Regions from separate parts of the Homo sapiens genome. Here region 1 is linked to region 2. A link is a contact called in ENCODE Hi-C or POLR2A ChIA-PET data. All regions are on one chromosome and are shown on one strand. The core of a region is the stretch at or near the end of the contact, and the rest is flanking DNA. Distances in the headings are between cores, read along the strand shown. Region 1 overlaps SYNE3 (spectrin repeat containing nuclear envelope family member 3). Region 2 overlaps CLMN (calmin).

The links. Hi-C counts contacts between places; a loop is a spot of excess contacts on that map. ChIA-PET counts read pairs that join two places held with the same protein, here RNA polymerase II (POLR2A). Pooled maps may share reads with other maps.
Region 1: a loop to region 2 is called in a map of heart left ventricle, with 2.0 times the contacts of the local background. The contact joins two enhancer-like sites. A Hi-C loop is called at or near these places in 3 of 168 maps with a recorded cell type or tissue (Right ventricle myocardium inferior, dorsolateral prefrontal cortex and heart left ventricle) and 5 of 50 pooled maps. POLR2A ChIA-PET finds 5 or more read pairs at or near these places in 1 of 52 experiments (common myeloid progenitor, CD34-positive).

What each region holds. Positions count from the first base shown.
Region 1 is chr14:95,408,033-95,413,636 of GRCh38, reverse strand. SYNE3 (spectrin repeat containing nuclear envelope family member 3) reads left to right here. Exons shown (of 18, transcript NM_152592.6): 18 at 1-5,604. Among named protein-coding and RNA genes, the nearest start is that of LINC02292, 81 kb to the right of the region's middle. Within about 2 kb of position 3,801, at least 5 of the 41 ENCODE cell types and tissues checked have a DNase peak (open chromatin) inside an H3K27ac peak, as active enhancers do.
Region 2 is chr14:95,182,384-95,187,937 of GRCh38, reverse strand. It overlaps CLMN (calmin), which reads left to right. Exons shown (of 13, transcript NM_024734.4): 13 at 1-5,554. Among named protein-coding and RNA genes, the nearest start is that of DICER1-AS1, 27 kb to the right of the region's middle. Within about 2 kb of position 2,362, at least 20 of the 41 ENCODE cell types and tissues checked have a DNase peak (open chromatin) inside an H3K27ac peak, as active enhancers do.

The DNA of each region.
Region 1 (5,604 bases), core at 2,552-5,051, 220 kb before region 2:
CCAAGGAGAATGACAGGCAGAGGGCAGGAAAAGGCCTGAAGGCGGGTGGTTTGTGCTGGATGTTCCCTAATGGATTTTACAGCTGGCAAACTGGGACCGGTGGCATCATCCTGCCCTGCCTTGCAGGGGATGGGAGGCTGGGGCTGCCCACAGTTAGGGAGTAAAGAGGGGATCTTATCTCTTCCATTAGACTGGAGCCAGGCCTGACTGGGAAGCTGGGAGGCTTTGCAGAAGCTTTGAGGAACTGCACTTTATGGTGGTCTGGCTGGAGAGGGCGGACGGGGAAGTGGGCCAGAGGGAGTCAAAGGCCAGAGGTGATGTCAGGCTTGATTTACTGAACTGTGTGCTTAAAAGTGGTTAAGATGCTAAATTTTATGTTATGTTTATTTTACCACAATTTGAGGGTGAGAGGAGAGAGTGAGAGCAAAAGAGACAGAGAGAAGAGAGAGAAAAGGAGGAAGGGAGGGAGGGAGGGAGGGATAGAGAGAGAGAAAAAGAGAATGGGAATGGCAGGCTGTGCCTTCATGGTTCCCAACTTTCCTCTGAGGACAAGCGCTAGTGGCAAAGCTTTCACTGACCAAAGGCAAGTGAAACAATACGAGGGAACAACTTGAGTTTTTCTTTCCATAGGATTTATTTTGCCCAAACGCTGGCTCTTCATTCTGGGATTATGTCCCTCCTACTTCAAGGGTGCTCAATGGCCTTTAGGAAATGAGGGATAGGTAAAGGTGGCTCTGTCTTCTTTGATGGTTTCTATTGTGTTTTGGGAGCCCTCATTGGACAAAATAAAAAGTTGCCAACTCTATGTTGGTTTTGCTCCCCATACAGTATTCTTCCTGGAAAAACATGCTGTCTGAAAGTTTGGGAACCCAGGAGATGGTTGGGAGAAGAGAGCAGCTTGAGGATTGCTTAGTGCAGGAGTCCCCGAGGGAGAGAAGGAAAGAGAAATGGGAAGAGGGACATCGTGGAAAGTTGTGGCAACTGGGTTCAGGGGAGGCCAGGAGCCTGCCAGCTGTGGCCTCTAAAAAAATAAAACCCAGGTGCTCACTGGCCCTGCCTTCCCACTGGCCATTCGGATGCTGTCCGGGGTCTGCGGCTTTCTCTCCCCTGGTTGGTGGGCAGAAGTGCCCTGTGCCTCTTTGCATCTTAATCCAATGCAACAAGCATTCTCCAGCCTGTGCCAGGCTTTGTGCTGGGAGATTCGGGGTGAACAAAGCCCAGTCCCTGCCCTCAGGGAGCTTGCAGACGAAGAAAAGGGTTTGTGCCATTGAAGATGCCCAACGGGATTGCAGTCATTGCCCTTGACTTTGCCCATCTGCCTTTCCAGAGGGGGCAGGCCCACTGTCACAGAAACTGGAAGAGCCACACAGGGGAGACAGTGGGAGAGCTCGGAACAGGGCATGAGAGTGTCTTGCTGCCTCTTGGAGGCCACCATTGTGACTATGAACCATACCGGGCAGAGGAAGTGGGTCAAGGAGGCCAGGGCAGCTGGGCCGGGCAGGGAGAGGACCTGGGCATGGCAGAGGAGGGGAAAATAGACTGACCCAGCCTCAGGAGGTCAGAAGTGTGTTGGGCTGTGCTGGGTCACAGAACAACACAGCTTGGGAGGCTCCTGGAGGCTTCAAGGGGAGGCTTAAGGCTAAGGCTGTGGATGTTGATTGTCGTGTCCATTACTAGCCCAATTATTAGTCTGTCTTCCTGGTAAAAATGTGTGGTTGGAAATGCCAAACTGAGAAGCCCACTTTTCCCCACTGGGGATCATCTGGGTTGGCGTGTCCATGCTCAAGGATAATCTCTTGCCCTTTCCTGCCCCCTGCCTAGGATTTCTCCCCAGAGGAGAGGAGCTGAGGGACCCCCCCAGGGAGGCTGTGCCTGTGGCTGTCACCCTATGATGCCAGCGGCTTCCTTTGGATTCTGTAATCAGAGTGTTTTTCACCGGTGTCTGCAGTGATTGCCAGGAAGCCTCTGTGTCCATAGCCCAGCGGGATCCTGCCCTAATTCCCTCTCTCATGGGCACTCAGCTAATTCTCACCCCAATCTCATTGTCACCAGTCTAGGTCAGCATTGGAGGGAGGTGTGGGCAACTACAGCCCTTGCTGCTTCCAAGACAGACATCAAAATAGTTGATCACCAACCTTTCCCACTCCCCACTCTCTGACCCAATGGACCTCACAGTCCTCAAAACTACTCCAAGCTACTGCCAATCAATCATTTTCTTATGTGAGCAAAACCTGTTTGACATCCTTACACCTGTACCAGCCCTCTCAGAAAGCTCTCAATTCTGGTCTCCTTTTCTTTTTTCTTTTTTTTTTTTTGAATTTATGTTAAAATTAGGATGTTCCCAATCAAAAAATCATTTTTCCTTCATCTAGTAATTGGGTGAGACAAACTAGCCCCAGAAAGCAGACAATGGGATGAACTGCCAAGTAGGACTTTTAGGGGAGGCAAAATGGATTAGGAAATGCTAAGTTCTCTGTTGAAGGAGGATACCTGGATTCTTCAGGCTGTCAGAGTTGGAGGGCTTCCATAGACTGTCTTGTTCCAACTTTGTACCCATTTTACAGGTTAGGACTCTGAGACCTCAGCAGTTCTTGTTTGGCCAGTGAGCTCAGGGAGTTAGTTCCAGGAGTGGGGGTCGGTCTCTGCACCCACTGGATGACAGCTTGATACTGCTCAGCACTAGACAGGGTTGAGTTGGAACTCTGCTGCTGATGGGCTGTGTGACATTGGTCCAGTTCCTTACCACCTCCCCCCACCTATTGGTAAGGAGGGAAGTCAGCCCTGGAGCGTTCAGTGCTCCCTGAAATATTAGGTATCCTAGGATTGTGCGCGTGGGCTCGCATCTGGAAGAGAAATCCCTAGATTCAGCCACGAGTAACAGAATCCCTCCTCCCCCGACCAACTTTGGCTTAAACCAGTCAGAGACTTTACTTTTCTCTCCTCCTGAGAAGTCTAGATATAGGCGGTTGCTGGCATCGTCTCCTCAGGTTATGGATGTCAGAGCCAAGGCTTTGCAACTGTCCTTCCTTTATATCACAGTCACTTCATGGCCCAGGATGCTTGCTGTACCTCCAATTTTTCATCTGGGTTCCAGGTAGGAAGAAGGGGAGTGAACTAGACGAATCTGCCCTCCTCATTAGCAGCTTTCCCAGAAGCTCCACCAGCCACTTCCGTTCTCATCTCATTGGCCAGGACTGTGTCACATGTTTTCCCCCACATCTGCAAGGAGTCTGGGAACATGTGCCCCAAAAAGATGGGGGCTCTTCTAGTAAGAATGAAGGGTAGGGTGGCTTGGAGTGGCACTTCGCTGTCTCTGCTACAATTGGAGGAGAAAACCAGAGTTTGTCCTGACCCTCCATGCCTTGGCTGTATGCTCCTTGTGTGGAACTCGAAGGCATCATCCTTGCAGTGTGAGAGTGACCTGCCACCACGGCCTGCCACCTCCTCTCAGGGGACCCTGAGTCCTTCAGGTCTACCCAAAGGCATTGTAGACATTCTTCCTGCAAGGCTTGGGAACCGACAAATAGATCTGCCCAGCTTGCCAGAGTTTTTGTGCAGGAACAGCCCCTCCCGTCTTTGTCCTGGCGGTGAGCACCCAGGGCTAAGCTTTTGAACACTTTCTTTGTGTTTGGATTCAGCCCAGGCAATGCATATTTGCTTTCATTTCTTCTTGAGCTTGAGGAGCTCCTGGGTGCAAATCTTGGAAAATGAGGATCTCTGAGCCTTTCCAGGCCAGCTCTTTGTTTTGTAGCAGACAATTGAGGCTTTGAAAAGGAAAGTGGGTGGGGGCACCCCACAGGTGGCCCTCATCACCCAATTGCCAGTGCCTGCAGGCTGCTTCAGCAGAGGCCCAGAGTCAAAGAGGACTTAAAACCAGCTGTCGTTTCTCCCTTAGCTTCTGTGTATGAGAGAAACGACTTCTGTTTTTCAAAGTAAGAACAAGGAGGAATTTGTTTCTAAAAGAACATTAAAACACAGGCTCGTGGTCTAAAAGCAAATGGTTCAGCAGGATGTTCAGGGCCTTAAAGCACAGTCAGCAGGACTCAGCATCTCCCAGCACCTGCTCTCCGGTTGTCATGGTAACATCATCCCCAACCCAACCACCTTGTCCAGCCGAGAGACAGCAATCATAAGGAGGGACCTCGGTTTCCCCCGAGGATCCTGGGCTTCCTTTCTGAAACGCTTGCTTCTGAGCTCAGCAACCAGGAACACCAGGCCAGCCCATCCCCAGCACCTCTGTGGAGATGAGGGACAAAGTCCTACAGTCCCTCTTCCTGTTCTGATGAGAAAGGGAGGGAAGAAAACATACCCCGAGCGCCTGCAATATGGTCATGACACTTTCAAAAAGCCTGTGCTATGGAGTCATGATCAGAAACCAGAGTGTGGAGAGGGTCAGCAGCCTGCCTCAGAGCAGCCAGCTAGGCGGGGAGTGGTAAATTTGGGACTTGTACCCAGGCATGACTGGCTCCGAGCCCAGTGCTCCACTCTATGGAATGTTCCCTGGGCCTCAGTTGCTTTCCTTTCCTTTGCAGGCCGCGGGCTGCTGCCACTCTGGCAGCTGGTGAGTTAGCTGGAGGGCAACATTCCAAAGCAGGGGCAGCATGCTGCTTTCCTCCTGTGCCCACTCCTGCGGGGAAGTCCGTTGACTCCCACCGCTGAAGGGAGCTGGCAACACCAGGATGAGGTCCCAGGGGACGGGAGCAGGTACCCACTGTCTGTCTACCTTCCCACTGGAAAAGCACGGACAGGCCAGCCCTTGCGGGGGCAGGCAGAGGACAGAGTTGGCTTTGCGCGGTCTCTGCCTGCTGAGCAGTTCCAATTCCTCTCATGGGAGAAACAAGGAGGCAGTCGCTTGTGCATGTTCCAGAAGTTTTACTGGGGAGGAGGAAGCGGACAGAGGAAGCTGTGTGTGCATGTGAAGGGGTGGGCAGGGTGGGAGGGATGCACGCGTATGTGAGCATAGCATGTGTGAGTACTACACACATCTCCATGCAGAAGCACAACTGGGCAGCCCTGGCTTCCAGCTCTGGGCTTCAGCACAACAGACACCAGCCTGTGGTCTCTCAGAAGCCAGGGAGACCACATCGGGCTCAGGACGTTTTACCCAAAGTCCAGAGTTTTTATGCCTCTCCCTGGCATTCTCCATAAAGAAGGGAAGGTCAGATGACCCCTTAGATCTGTGTCATCTGGGAATTTCCTTGGGCTGGTTTAGACACGATGCCCTCTTTTTCTCAGGATAGCAGATAACCTGCTTTGAAAGAGGGCTTAATTCTGTGGGTCCTAAATTTTCTCCTTTCTCTCTCTCTTTCTGTGTGTGTGTGTTGGGAAAATGGCAAGTTTCCAATACCAGCTTTGGAGGAACGATTACGTTTTCCCTCCAATTTCAAGTCCGAAAGACCAGAGCCCTCATTCCAAAGCCCCCCACCCAGATGGATTTTTTCGTTTCATTTGTCATCCGTCCCATGGGAGGGCCCCATGTCTCCTCAGAACCCATCCTGGAGGCAGCAGGTCGGGTAGAGTGAGTTTGGCCTGCTCATGACCTCCACCCCTGAGATTGTGAACAAGGATGTCTGGGGCGATGCTGAGAATGTTTTTGAAGCTGCT
Region 2 (5,554 bases), core at 1,113-3,612:
CCCATCTGGGCAGAAGTCCCCATGAGCACTTGGCTTGACTGGCAAAGGACACCTTTTGCCCCTTCCTCCAGACATACCCAGCTCTGAGCTTGGACAATGCTCGAGGAACAATGAAAAGGCTAGATTTTAACTCCTAATTGCCCTCTTTAGCCAAGTGCCTCTGTGCAATGCACAACTGTAGGACCATATCCAGAGACCCTGGTCTATACTCAGTGTGCCCGAGTCCTGACCGCTGAGCAGGCAGCCTCATCACCCGTGAGTATTTAGACTTTCATTAAGTTGCTTCAACCTTTGCTGTGCCTGGTGTCCCTGAGTTGGAGCTGCTCTGATTTCTCCATGGAGTAGGAGCACAGTGGTCATCTGGCTGCATGGGAAGGACAGGGGACCTCAGAGCCAATAAATGCCCTGGTCTTCAGCCCCATGTCTCACCCCATCCCTCCTATTCCAATCCCCAAGCCTCTCCTGGAGGCCACAGGGCATCTCTGCTGACCACTCTGTGGCCTCCCCTCTGCAGGCATGTGGTTTTAGGATCCCCCTCCCTGCTCACTTTTCCATCAGTTCCATTCCTGCATAAATAGGTTGCTAGCTCTTGCTTACTGTTCTCTTCTGTATTCTGTGTTCATGGTTGTATTAATATAACTTTCATTCCTCTGCTCCTATTTTCATGGGGTTTCATGAGGGAAGAAACAGGCTCATGTGTTCAGTATACCATCTTGATCCATAAACCCCATTTGAGTTATCTCACAGGTTGCTTAGGGGGCTTGCTGCTCTGACTGGTTTGTGAACGTGCCCTGAGTCCAGCTGGGACTGCAGCAACATCCATCCTGTTGAGCTGTGGTCTGCTAAGTGATTTTGTGTAATGCTGTGCCAAGTGCAGGAGAGGGATACATAGCATGGCTAAGCTCTGCTTGAATGCCATGATTAGTTATTACCTTCCTTCCTTCCCCCTGGTTTTGCTGCCTATTGTCAGTAAATGATCTTAGATCTCCTGCCTCCCCAAAGATATAGTCTATGTGGTGGTCTGGGTTCTAGGTTTTCTTTACCACCCTTGCTTCACTTAAGAAACAGAAAACTGGCTAGGCACAGTAGTGGCTCACACCTATAATCCCAGCCCTTTGGGAGGCCAAGGCAGGAGGATCGCTTGAGGCCAGGAATTCAAGACCAGCCTGCACAACATAGCAAGACTCCATCTCTACAAAAAGTTAAATTTAAATTAGTGGTGGCATACACTTATAGTCCCAGCTACTCAGGAGGATGAGGCAGGAGAATTGTTTGAGCCCATGACTTTGAGGTTACTGTGAGCTATGATCCTGCTATTTTACTCCACCTGAGTGACAGAGCGAGACGCTGTCTCAAAAATAAAGAAACAAGTAGTCCACACAGGTGTTTGCCAGCAAACAAACAGCGCGGATTCTCTGTTGAACGTGGCCAACATTGCCTCGTCGAAGTTTGTATCTTGCCATAGTTGATGATCAGGTGGTCGGGGCTTCCTGGTCAGACCTGACCTTTGTGGGGAGATGTTCTCCCACCAAGGCTCAGAAGCAGGACACTCTTGCTGCCCCTCGGGCAGCCACCCAGAACATGGGCGTCTCCATTTCTGAGGTTCAGCATAGTTCCCCCCACCCTCTTCCCATGCAGTGCATGCCTGCTCTTTATCAGGATGGAACAGAGGGAAGGCAGAGGCACTGGGGGCAGCCTGTGTTGTTGATCTCTGTAAGTCACAGACTGTTCGAAAACCTCAGGAATTATGTAAGCGTTCAGTGCCTCATTTAAGAGATGAAAAACTGAAGATTAGAAAGAGGAAACGACTAGTCGCCCTGCTAGTTGATGACCTCCAGATAGCCATCTTCATTCCCAGTTAAGTTTACTACAAAACCACAGCCTCAGCTGCTGAAGCTAACCTCCCTACCCACCATCGCTAGGGACTCAGAACACCATGGAGCTCATCTCTCCAACAAAAGTCAGAATTAGCAAGTACAGATGTGTCTTACGAAAATGTCAGAATCCATCATGGCTGCTTTGGTGAGGAGCTGTTCTCCTTCCGTGGTCATGCCATTGGAAGGCAGTTGTATGACAAGAATGCTTTCACATGAGCTCCGATTTTCTTAACTCTCCAGAAGGACTTCAGAAGCCTCTGGAGTTTTGAGACACGGCCTCTCTCTCCCTTCTGCTTGGAGACACCTTCCTGGGGGTCTCCACTGCATTCCCCGCCGGTATTCCTCTGTGGAGCCTTGCGCCCTCAGGTCCCAGAAATGGGCTGTGTGGGAGCTTCCAGTCAGCCTGGTATCTCGGGACCTTCTCAGCCAGGAAATGAGACTGCACAAAGCCCTGTGAGGCCCAGCTGTGTTATTTCTCCTTCCCCGACATTGCATAATCACTGCTGACACAGCATTTGGGGAAGATTTAACGTCTTGGGCCAGCAGCTGCCATCTGGAACCATCACCACATAGCAGGTTGTTCTGTCCCATCCAACTGATGAGGGGGCTGCCCTAATGACAAGGTCCAGGACCTGGGTTGGGTGGTGGAAGGCTGGGAGCTGGAGTGGGCATTATTGTGCTTCTGTGCTGAAAATTGCTATGGCTCTTTTCCCCTAACAGCCAGCGTGGGAGAACCAAACATGAGACACAAGCATCCCCTTGAGCTCCACAGATCTTGCGCCTTGCTCTCATCAGGCATTTCCTTGGAAAACAGCAGTCAGCAGCTCATGGAAGTGAGCCCGGTGCACAGACTTTGCATGGACTTTGCACAGGTTCCATTTCCATCGTGTGCAGACACCTGTATCTTTGGGCTCCACGTGAGCACCTGCCCTCTTCACTCTGATTTTTTTTTTAAGAGACAGCATCTTACTCTGTCACCGAGGCTGGAGTACAGTGGTGTGATCACAGCTCACTGCAGCCTGAAACTCCTGGGCTCAGGCAATCCTCCTGCCTCAGCCTCCCAAGTAGCTGGTAGTACAGGTGCATGCCACCACGCCCACCTAATTTTTTTATCTTTTATAGATACAGGTCTCACTGTTGCTCAGGCTGGTCTCGAACTCCTGGCCTCAAGTGATCCTCCTGCCTTGGCCTACCAAAATGCTGGGATTATAGGCATGAACCACTGTGCCTGGCCTTCACTCTGATTTTTCTTAAGAGTCCTACAGGACCTTCAGGTCTTGTCACTTCTCTACCATTGTGTGTGAGACAGGGCATGGGGTGAGCTTGGTCAGGTGTGGGTCAAAAGCCTGGAGACTCAGAGCTGCTGGTTCCCCAAGAGCCCACAAAAGTTATCAGAGTTTCTGAGCTGAGTGTTCTGCAGTTGCCAGACCCCACAATGCTGGGAATACTGGCTTCTTTGTGTTTAGAACTTGTTCTGAGAACCTTGATGAGAACACATCAAGCAAGCAGTTCCTCCCAGCCAGGGCTGGAGCAACATGCCAAAAAACATTCTTGTCTATGGGAAAAAGACAACCAGTATTTTGTACTGTTTGACCAAGTTGTTTTTAAATATACACATGCCTCAACAATCCACGGCCTCAATCGCACTGCTAATTTGTTTAAATCCCTGACACTCAGATGTCAAGAATAGCTTCATCTAGCAGTGTTCTCTTTAAAGGAACCCTTTTTTTTGTTTTCATTTTAATCACTGCCTTCTTCTCTGGGAGGTATTGTGGGCTAGAGAAAGAAGTCAGGTTTGGGAGTCAGCCAGATTTAGATTGGAGTCCCAGCTCTGTCACCAGATCTCTGGGTGATCTTGGCAAACTAACTTCTGAGCTTCTGTGCATTATAGGCATTCAGCACATATTTGTTGGATGAAAAATACTTTTCTTGAAAGTTTATGAAGTTGTAGGATGCCCAGCAGCCCCCTTTTCTCTATTTCCTTCCTCTTGAAGCAAGCGTTGACTATACCTCTTTCCCTAACCCTTAGTGTACCATAGCTTCTTCCAACCTCTCTCCAATCCATTACTTTTTTCTGAGCTACCCTGTCTCAAATCTAACTCAGGCCTTTTTGCAAGAGGAAGTTTAAGCCATTGTTTACTCATTAACTCACTTGACCCTTAGAACAATCGTGGGAGGTGTTTATTTCGGAAAGGAAGCTAAAGCACAGGACAGAAAAATAAGGTCATAGCGTGAACTAGTAAGTAGCAGAACTGGGAACATAGGACTGTTATTTTCAAACACTCTAAACTTCACTGCAGTTGCAAATTTGCAACCAAAATGGCCGCCTTGAAAGGGTCTTTTGCAGTAAAATCTCAGTGTCCAACATCAAAGACAGTTCTTCAGGGCCTCCAATTAACTATACATCCTGCCCCCAGCTGCTCATCTCTGCACCTCTAACACGTACTTCACAGAGTAGGAAATTGGGCTTTCTCCTTCAAAAAGAAAAGTAGAGAAGGCCTGAGGGCAGTGTAATTAAAATGGAGAAGTAGAGACCACGAATTACTTGGATGAATTCATAACTGGTTGGTCTCTGAGGCAGGGATTATTATTTTTCCTGTATTTTAAGCTTAAAAGTAGTGATTTTTGCATTGTTACAAAAAACAAAATAGCAAAATATCATTTGATACTTGTATTCTGTTTGCAATAGCTACCACTTCCTTTAGCCCCAGCAAAAATCAATAGGTGTGTATTCTCTACAAGCCCATGCTGTGCCAGAATGCCAGTATTGCTAAATGTCATGCAAGGATTTAGACACTTTTTTAAAGGAAACTCTGGGAGTGCCTGTTGTCTGGAGAGTTGACATTGTCCAAAGCAGGCCAACACTGGTATGGGTATGGAGAACCCACGTCCTAGCTGTGGCTCACCTGCAGATGCCTTGAATTTACCTCTCTGGGTTGGAAGTGGGAAGACTTCTTTTAAAAGTCCTTTCTAAGTTTAAAAATCCAAAGGTTACGAAGGTAGTTTTTATTTATCTCAATAAGTGGCCTATTTGCTTAAAGCAAGTGTACCTCTGTATATCAGCCCAAAGCTTAGGGCAGTGCTTCTTGGCTTTAGTATCTGAGAAAGGTGCCTTTGGGAAGAGTTTGGTCAGACAGAAGGTAGTCTGAATCTTAAAGGTTTCAGATGAATGTTTGAAGTAGAACCTGGGAAATCTGCTTCCTAGGGCTGTTAGAAGGAAATTGGTCTCCTTAAATTACGTCAGCATCTGAGGCAGTTTCCTAAGGGAATTTCTTTTAAATTCAAAAGTTCAACTGCAGGAATAAATAGCTGTACAGGACTAGATCTTCCCATCCCTCATCTTTTCCCCTTCCCCGAGTAACGACTCAAAAAGGCTTCTGAAATTCTACTCAGAATCGGAGCCGTTTGCATTCCAACAAGGATCCCTTAAGCCAAATGCTGGTGTGTTTGTGTAGAATGTCCCTGGGGTAGGGGCGGTAGCTGTGGGGAGGGAATGTGGTGCAGGGGACACCTGCCCTCTGCCCTTGAAATTGCACCATAAGATGCTGCCTATGTCACTCACAGTGGTGCTGATACTATCCGCCAAAGACAAATTGTGAACACGGAAAAATGGTCGTTCCCTACTGTACATCCTCAGGACAGACTTAACTAAACTTGGAGACAGGAGATTGTTCAGA